Regions from separate parts of the Homo sapiens genome. Here region 2 is linked to region 1. The links are chromatin contacts, found by Hi-C in ENCODE. All regions are on one chromosome and are shown on one strand. Each heading gives the region's core, a stretch centred on a gene start or an enhancer-like site at or near the end of the contact. The rest is flanking DNA. Distances are from core to core; before and after follow the strand shown.

Evidence for each region. Hi-C counts contacts between places; a loop is a spot of excess contacts on that map.
Region 2: a loop to region 1 is called in a map with no recorded cell type, with 11 times the contacts of the local background. The contact joins the promoter of AMOTL1 here to the enhancer-like site in region 1. A Hi-C loop is called at or near these places in 2 of 37 single-sample maps with no recorded cell type.

What each region holds. Positions count from the first base shown.
Region 1 is chr11:93,528,526-93,533,070 of GRCh38, forward strand. The region is part of intron 1 of SMCO4 (single-pass membrane protein with coiled-coil domains 4); the gene reads right to left. Among named protein-coding and RNA genes, the nearest start is that of SMCO4, 13 kb to the right of the region's middle. Within about 2 kb of position 1,251, at least 21 of the 41 ENCODE cell types and tissues checked have a DNase peak (open chromatin) inside an H3K27ac peak, as active enhancers do.
Region 2 is chr11:94,766,029-94,770,396 of GRCh38, forward strand. AMOTL1 (angiomotin like 1) reads left to right here and starts at 2,328. Exons shown (of 13, transcript NM_130847.3): 1 at 2,328-2,532. The coding sequence starts at 2,484.

The DNA of each region.
Region 1 (4,545 bases), core at 1-2,500:
AGCATGTTGAGTTCTGGGGAAGCCCTGTATTTATCAGGCTGGCTGGGATAAAAAGTTCATGTTCCCTGTGCCTAAACCGGCTCTACCTTCCAGGAGCTCGCACTGTGACCAGGGAGACAGTGCAAGGGGCTGCCCAGAGTGGGTGGAGAGGTGAAGGGAGACCCCCATGCCAATCATTTCATCCAACCCTCTAGATTAAAGATGAGAGAACTGAGGCCCAGGGAGGCAAGTAACTTATCGAAGGCAGCAGTGATGAAATCAGAACTTAATGTTCCAGTACCAATCTGGATACCAGAAGACCAACTTCTCAGGGTTCTAAGTGAAATCACAGCATGCCGCCTACTCAGAGCCCAGCAAAGATGCCAGGGCCCACATCCAATACATCCTGTCCATCAACAAGTACGTATTTACTAGATGTTGGGGGCATGTCAGCAGAGACAAAAGCCACCCCTGGGCATAGGACAAGGAGGCTGTCTTATGGGAGGGGAACACGTGGAGCCCTGTCTGGCTCCCACTCGTGGGCAAGGCCTTTCTGTTCTAACTATAACAAGGAAGCAAAGCCTGCCTCCACAGATTCTGAAGGAACACTACCTGAGTCAAAACTTCCTGTAGCACTCTGGCAGAGAAAGGCTGTGCAATTTAAAAGGCAGTTCCTCTAAGGAAGCTCTTTTGATGTGCTAAGGAAAGAACACCCTAAAAATAACTTCTGGAATTACACACTCACAAAACACATTTGTAACACTCACTTTTCTAGCTAGGAATCATCTTCACAACTTTCATTTTGGATGGGTGTGTTTTGTTTGGGAGGAAGGAGGGGCCCCAAAGGCAACTCCTGAAACACTACGGAAGAGCAGCTGCTCCTGGCACTGGAGAATTCTATTTTCATCTCCACTTACACATAATTATCTTCTAAAGCGATGCTCCCCAGAGGGGTCACAATGACATCGGCCTCCCAGATAACCTCCCCAAGCAGGCTGCTTCTGGCACTATCTTGGTAAGTGGAGGCAGGAGAGTCTGAAATCAGGCCCCCGCACAGCCCAGAGAGAGTCTGAAATCAGGCCCCCATATAGCCCACTTCCCCCGAGCCCTCATTACACAAGGGCCAGGCCCCTTCCTTTGGAGGCAAAAAGGAAATTAAATGTCAACCAAATAAGGATATTTCCCTTTAACTCCAAGGCCAAGGAATCTGAAGTAGTGATTCCCCCAGTAACTGGGCAAACTGAACCGACGACACAGGCCACAGACCAGCAGGCCAGGCCCGCTGAGGGCCAGCCTCCGCCTGGAGTTCCTTCTTCTTTTTAATGACCAATACTCAGATTGCAGGCTGAAGTGTTTTTATGACAAATAAGAACAACAATGTGTGAACACTTTGTAGGCCAGTAACAAGGCTGGCAGCAGAGGGCCCTGGGCCCACGTACCAAGACCACACAGCCATCTACTCACTGTCTCCAAAGGTCCTCTTGGATGTTCCTCCCTGTCCCACATTTTCAAGGCCAAATGTGGCCTGCTGACCAGGAGAGCTGACTCAACTCTTTTCACAGCATAGTGATTTTATACACAGAAGAATCCTGGAAGCCCAGAAGAATCCACATAGCTTGCACACTGACCTTGGCATTTTCTAAATCTACCCAGGTTAAAGACCACCTGAATGGCAGGCATGGCGTTCACCAGGCAGGCCCAAGGCTGAAGGGGTCGTGGGGGGAAGAGCCCACCAGTTCACACGTGTGAGGCCCTGCAGCTCACAGCAGGGCAGCTAAGCACACAGTTTCCTAGCAATTCCTGCCACCACAGCCTTGTCTGTTTGCTCTCTCTTCTTCGTGTTTGTGGTTTATGTGTGGGTGGGTGGGTAGGTGAAAAGCATACAGAAAGGAAAGGGTGGTGGATCAAGGGTCAGTACAGCACTAACATTTTTTAAAAACCTGCCTAGAAACAGCTGCTGCAAAATATCTAGGCACACACACAGCTCAGCTACATCCATCTGAACTTAGAAAAGTCCTCAATGAGCTGGCCCACACTACCTGCTTTCATTCATGCTCACAGGCACAACAGTGGCTCCCATCTTACTAGAACAAAGGCCACAGTCCACGCAAAGAAGGACCTCTTGATCCTCATCCTCTTCTTTACTCCCAACCTCTCCCTTTCCTCCCCTGACACAATGGACTCAAATTGTACTGTCCCTACACTTCAGGGCCTCTGCCTGTGCTGTCCCCTTCACACAGAATCCTCTTCCTCCACACAGCAGCTCCTCCCTCTCTCCCCCTTCTCCAGCCCCAAGTGCACACATTCCTTCTCAGCAAAGCCCTCCTTGACCACCTCACCTTCCCCTCTGCTGCGGGACTCTTCCACTTTTTCAGCAGTCACCAATATCTCACATACCACCTGGACAGAACAGAGTCCCAAAAAACTCATGTCCACCTGGAACCTCAGAATATGAGCTTATTTAGAAATAGGGTCTTTGCAGATATAATATTTTAAGATGAGTGTGATGGTTAATTTCATGTGTCAACTTGACTGGGCCATGGGTGCCCAGACTTTTGGCCAAAGATTATTCCTTGTATGTCTGTGAGGATGTTTTCTGGATACAATTAACATTTGAATGGGTAGACTGAATAAAGCAGAATGCCTTCCCTCATCTGGGTGGACTTCATCTAATCAAATGAAGATCTGAACAGAACAAACAGCCTGAGTAAGAGGGAATTCCTCTTGCAGTGTATGTAAGCTTGAGCTGGGACATTGGTCTTTTCTGCCTTTGGACTGACCTGAACTGAGAAACTGGCTCTTCCTGGGTCTCAAGCCTGCTGGCTTTTGGACTAGAACTTACACCATTGGCTCTTCTGGAACTCAAGGTCTCAGTACCTGGATTGGAACTGACACCATTGGCTCTCCTGGGTCTCAAGGCCTCAGTACTTGGATTGGAACTTACACCATTGGCTCTCTGGGGTCTCAAACTTGCTGACTGCAGCTCTTAGGACTTCTTAACCTTCATAAACATGTGAGCCAACACCTTATAATGAATCTCTTTATATACATACACATAACCCTATTGGTTCTGTTTCTCTGCAGAACTCTAACACAATGAGGTCATACTGATGCATAGTAATGTGCAGACAGGTAACACTAATTAATATATTGTACACTTAAAAATGGTTAAGATGGTAAATTTTATGGGGTTTTTTGCCACAGTTTTAAAAAAAGGCAGTTGTGAAAGGAAAATAAATCTTGGGGCCCCCAAATCACTAAGCTAAAGGGAAAAGTCAAGCTGGGAACTGCTTAGGCAAACCTGCCTCCCTTTCTTTTCAAAGTCGCCCCTCTGCTCCCTGAGATAAATGCATATCTGCTTGCTTCCTTTGGAGAGGCTAATCAGAAACTCAGAAGAATGCAACCATTTGTCTCTTATCTACCTATAAGCTGGAAGCCCCTGCCCCATTTCGAGTTGTCCCACCTTTCTGGACCAAATCAATGTTCATCTTACATACACTGATTGTCTCATATCTCCCTAAAATGTATAAAACCAAGCTGTGCTCAGACCCCCTTGGGCACATGTCATCAGGACCTTCTGAGGCTGTGTCACAGGTGCATGTCACAGGCGCATGTCAAAATAAACTCCCTAAACTGATTGAGACCTGTCTCAGATATTCAGAGTTCACACAGTCATACTAGAATAGGGTGGGCCCTAATCCAATGACTAGTGTCCTTATAAGAAAACAGAGACACACACCGTAATGGTTAATTTTAGATGTCAACTTGACTGAACTAAAAGATATCCAGATAGCTAGTAAAGTACTACATCATCTGGGTGTTTCCAGAACAGACTGGTATTTGAATCAGGCAACTGAGTAAGAAAGACTTGCACCAGCACATCCTGCCCCCAAACCCCCAGGTTCTCAGGTCTTCAACCTCAAACTGAGACTTACACCATCAGCTTTCCTAGTTCTGAGGCTTTTAGACTTGGACGGAGTCCCGCTGCCAGCCTTCCTTGTTCTCCAGCCTGCAGACACCCTGTCACAGGCCTTCTCAGCCTCCAAAGTCATGTGAGCCAATTCCCCTAATAAATCCCCTCTCATCTATCTGTCTATGTCCTATTGGTTCTGTCTCTCTGGAGCACCCTGACTCATACACAGACACAGGGGAATGCCATGAGACAGCAGAGGCAGAGACTGAAGCTATGCTCCCACAAGCCAAGAATACCAAGGACGGCCAGCAACCACCAGAAGCTGGAAGGGAGGCATGGAACAGACTCCCCTCAGAGCCCCCAGATCCATGGGAAAACATACTCCTGCTGTTTAAGCCACTCAGTTTCTGGCACTTTGTTACAGCAGCCCTGGGAACCTAATAAACATGTCGTGTATTTTAATCACTATTGTCTGTCATCCTCACTAGAAAATAGGCCCCATGAGAACAGGATTTTGGCTCCTTCTGTTCAGTGCAAAATCACCAACACCTAGAACAGTGTATTTCCTGAATGAATTCTGAGTGAAGGAGGATAAGCTTAAAGGCAGGCAGGGGTGCTATACTAATCCCAGAGGGCCAAACGGAGAGGCAGAT
Region 2 (4,368 bases), core at 1,078-3,577, 1.2 Mb after region 1:
CTATTCTTCCTATGACTGGGCTCAAAGCCTAGGTTAACTTGATTACTTTGTCCTTTTCCCCAGGATAAACAACGAGTCAATGAGAAGAATAAAATCTTGCTTCAAAGATTTGATACCTTTCTTTATGACATCTGGTATCTCCAAAGATATGGTATCTCTCATTTCCTTTTTATCACCTCTGTCAACCTCACCTATCATTGCTTCCTGCAACTATCCTAGATAGTCTCTTGAAATAATAATAGCAAATGTATATTGAATACTACATGCATTGTGCTGAGTATTTTACATTTGTTATTTTATTCAGTCTTCACAACCACTCTGTGAGATGCTATTTTCTTCATCTTGCCAAAAAGGATACTGAGGTTTAGAGAAGTTAGGCAACTTGCTCAGCGTCACACAGATACTGAATGGTGGAGCTGCAACTCAGCTCATGCCTGTTTTGTTCTAAACTTGATGGTTGTAACTTGGAAATTTTGCTGCTTCCTAGACTATAGGATGGTATCTAGGAGTGGGCAATTAGTAAAGATTAGTTTCCTTTCTTCTTTTTCTATCCATCACTTCTTCCCCAATTTGTATTAAATTCGCGCAAATGTTAGGTGAATCAGTGGTCCCTTCACTGTCCATAAGATAACCACTTCAGCTCCTAATTTGCGATTCAGGGTTCACAATGTGTAATACAAGGCACATTGAGGCAGAGGTTGTTTCTATACCTGGCTTTGCTACTAAACTTGTTCTGTAACATTGGACAAGTCATTCAACAGCTATGCCTGAGCTTCTTCATCCGGCAAGTGAAAGGTTTAGTTGACACTTTCTTAGATTCTTTCCAGGCCTACATTTTTGTGACGTTGTTATTCTGCCTTCCCTTGTTTTCTCCTCGTTTCTGGTAAAAACGCTTTCCTCTATGCCTTCTTCCCAAGCACCCAGACCTTGTCATCTCCCTCTTGGCTTTTGCCTCTGCTTGCCCAGTGCTGCCTTTTCCTCTTTCTGCTGTGTCTGAACTCCACCACCCTCCCAGGCTTTTCCTTCTGTGTAGTCAGTGCCTCTCTCCGCCCTTCCCAGGCATCTGCAGTACTTGGATCTCCTGCTTTGTTGCTTGCCTGTTTTCTGTTCACACATCTTGTCTTCTTAGACAGATAACAGATCCTTGAAGGGCTGGTCAGCTGCTCTAAGTTTCTTTTGTGTGCTAAGTTTCTTTTGTGTGTACCAGGGTAGATGACTTTAAATGGAGTAGGCATTTCATAAATAATTGTTAAATGATTACATTTGGGCTTTATCTTGAGAGCAGAGTTTACTCAGTAGGAGGGCCCATCAGGGGAATCAGAATCAGGACATGCAACCCACCAGAACTGATGAGAGGTAAAACTGCTGGCAGTCTAGTTAGGGAACTGCCACAATCCAGGGAGGAGTCCCTGAAGGCCGGACCTAGATAGCAGGTAAACAGAGGCAGGGAGCACCAGATAAGAGAGGCTTGGTGTGCGCTAACTCTCCCACTAACATCCTGGGCAGCAACTGTACAGTTACCTAGCTTTCTCTTCTCCAAGCAGTAGAGCTGCCCGGAAAAAGCCAGGCAGAAGTGCTATGGGGCAGGCTCGGGCACCCCAGATTAGGGCTCCAGAGAGCCGCCAGTATAAACCAATATAATGAGGTGGATGAGTAGTTCTCAGCACAGCCTGATTTTAAGAGGTGGGGCAACATTTTCCCAGAGTCGCTTACTTTCTTTACCTCTACTCAGGCAGATAACAGCCTGGGGATTTATGGCCAGAGGATGTACGGTTCTGCGAACACATTTAATATCCGAGGCTGTCAGGTCTGTTTTGGCCCTTCTGTTTGTCAACGGAGCACATAGTAGCAGCTTATCGCCCAATCTCAAGTGCGTGATGGAAGCACTGGGGCCTGGGGAATGCTGAGAAAAGTGTGGCCACTTTCTACCTGGAAATTCCACTTAAGAAGAAAAAAAACCAACCTAAGCAAATCTAGACTTTTGGGCAGATCCGGAAACAGAATTTTGGCCGGCATTGGGCTGGTGGGGAAGGAAGACAAAGTGGAGGGAGAACTGGTGAGTCTGAAATTAATCAAAACCCGGCAGGGGACAAAGGAAGGGATGCTGTCGCCCTCCTAAGTCTCAGGGAGACACGTCAGCTTGAGCTCTGGGCAATTTCAGCCTGGCAGTCTCGCGGCCCGGGGAGGGGCGGCGGGTGTCTGCAGACGGGCTCTAGGGCCCAGCGGCCGGGCGCCACGGCGGGGGTGGAGTGTAGGGTTCTAGTGACGAGCCCGGGCGACCCTCCCCGGCCCGCGCGCGGGGAGCGGGGAGCGCGGACGGCGGCGGGAGCGCGCGAGAAGCTCTAGGACCCAGCAGCGGTTGTCGGGTTTGGGGCTGGAGGTGAAGCCCTGTGTGAATGGGGTTGATTGTCCGGCGCCACTTCCCCGCGCTGCCCGGCAGCCGTCTTCCCCAGCCGAGGGACTGAACTAGCCATGATCGCCTCATGTGGAGGGCAAAGTTGCGCCGGGGAACTTGTGAGCCTGCGGTGAAAGGTAACCAGCCCCCACTCGAGGTGCCGGGAGGGCGTCTCCGAGTCTCCCACGCGAAGAACCCAGTCGCCCCGGGCTCCCCGGGCCCCTGCTGCTCACGGAAGGGGGCAGCTTCTGGGGGCCCGGGGCTGAGATCCCAGATTGTTGTTTTTAAGCGGGTTCCCTTGCCCCGCTCCAGGTCCAGTTGCCTGCGGGCCGGGCCTCAGCGTCTTGCCGCCCCGCGACCCACGTTGACTGAAGTTGTGGCCCCGGGGTTTGGGCCCCGGGGTGCTGCGCGCCCGACGCGGGGCTGGCCTTTCCTGAGGGGCGCAGCCATATGGCCAGACACTCCGAGGCGCGCCCGCGCCCGCGCGCGGGTCTCGCGGCGAGGGAGGGGACGGAAGGGGGTGTCCGGTGCAGCTTTCCCCGGCGCGAGACAAAGGCGCGCGCACCGGCCCGCCCGACGGGCTCTGGCGCTGTGGACTGGACCCTTTCTGCCCGCCGGCCAGACCCGGCTCTGGCGGGTGGGGGCGACGAAAGGGTCGCACCCCAGCCCCAGACGCTCGGATCGCGTTAGCTGCTGCTCCTTCTTTGTTCTCTCCCCAGACAAGTTTCTTTGACAAACTGGAGAGTTACATCCAGCTCCCGCTTGCCTGTTAGGGCTGCCTTTACAATAATCTGCTTTCGCGGGGAGAAAATTTAAACTTTCCAAATGGAACTGTTTTTTCTTGGAATGTGACATTTGTGGCAGGAGGGAGAGTGGTACGTTGGCCGATGACAGCCGAGCGGAACGGTGGCCTAGTGCCGGGACAGGGACCGAGCGTGCCCCATAGGCGGCCGGGCTGGAGGACGCGGCGGCAGAGCAGACGAGCCCTGGCGCGCACCTCTAGGGCCTCCGCTACCTGGACTGCGCTCGCGGCGACGTGTCCAAGTTTCCCCCCTCAGAGCCCCAGGCCGAGAATCCCGGGTATCTGCGCAAAGCTCCCGCGCCTCGCCCACCCTACTCTTCCTATCTTTACTGATGACTAGGAAGACTTTCCTTTTCCATTTTTGTTCGAAGATTTTTGCCTTTTTGGCTTCGGTGTTGGTTTCCTGTCTCCGCGTGGCAAATACCTTTTGGCCGGGCTAGCGTGTGGATCACCTGGACTGGGGTTTCAGAGGTGGGCCCTGAGCGTGCGGCCTCCTGAGACGATGCGGTTTGGACCCAACATTTTGTCCCCATGGTCCCTCAGCTCCCTTTCTCTGTGAGGCCTTGGTTTCCCATTTTCTTCTCCTGAGGCATGTTATGAGAACTGAGTTTTTGTACTGCTTATAGAAGGCCTTGGTGGTGGTGGGGTACGTGGTCTCGAGAGCCAGTTGTGATACCTCGAAGATGCTTTCGGCTAACCAAAGCAGTAACGTGCTAACCTGCTCACCATAAACGAATTAAACCAGAATAGAGGGCTATTAATAGCTACAGTTCCAGAAAATTTCCTTCCTTTTCGGGAAGCAAAAAGTCAAGGCTTGAAATATTAAACAATCATGGCTCCCTGCTTCCAAAACTGGCCTATGGGTCACTGCCAAACTGGCTAAGATTTCCCCTGGCTGCATACCACTCCTGGGCCCGGGCAGCTGTGGAAGTCAGACCCAGGTTAACGATTAAGGAGCTCTCTAGATTGCAAGGTCTTAAAGAATCTAGAGCAACTGACATTTACTTCCTAGTAAGGTGCTCTGAGCCTTATAGTGTGTATCTACTTTGAAGGCTCTTTATGAGAATAATGTGGGAACAGTAGTTTAATATACTTTGAACTGTTAGTAAAGGGTGGAAAAGCACTGATTTGACTAGAATGAAGGAAAACACCGATTCGACCAGAATGAAAA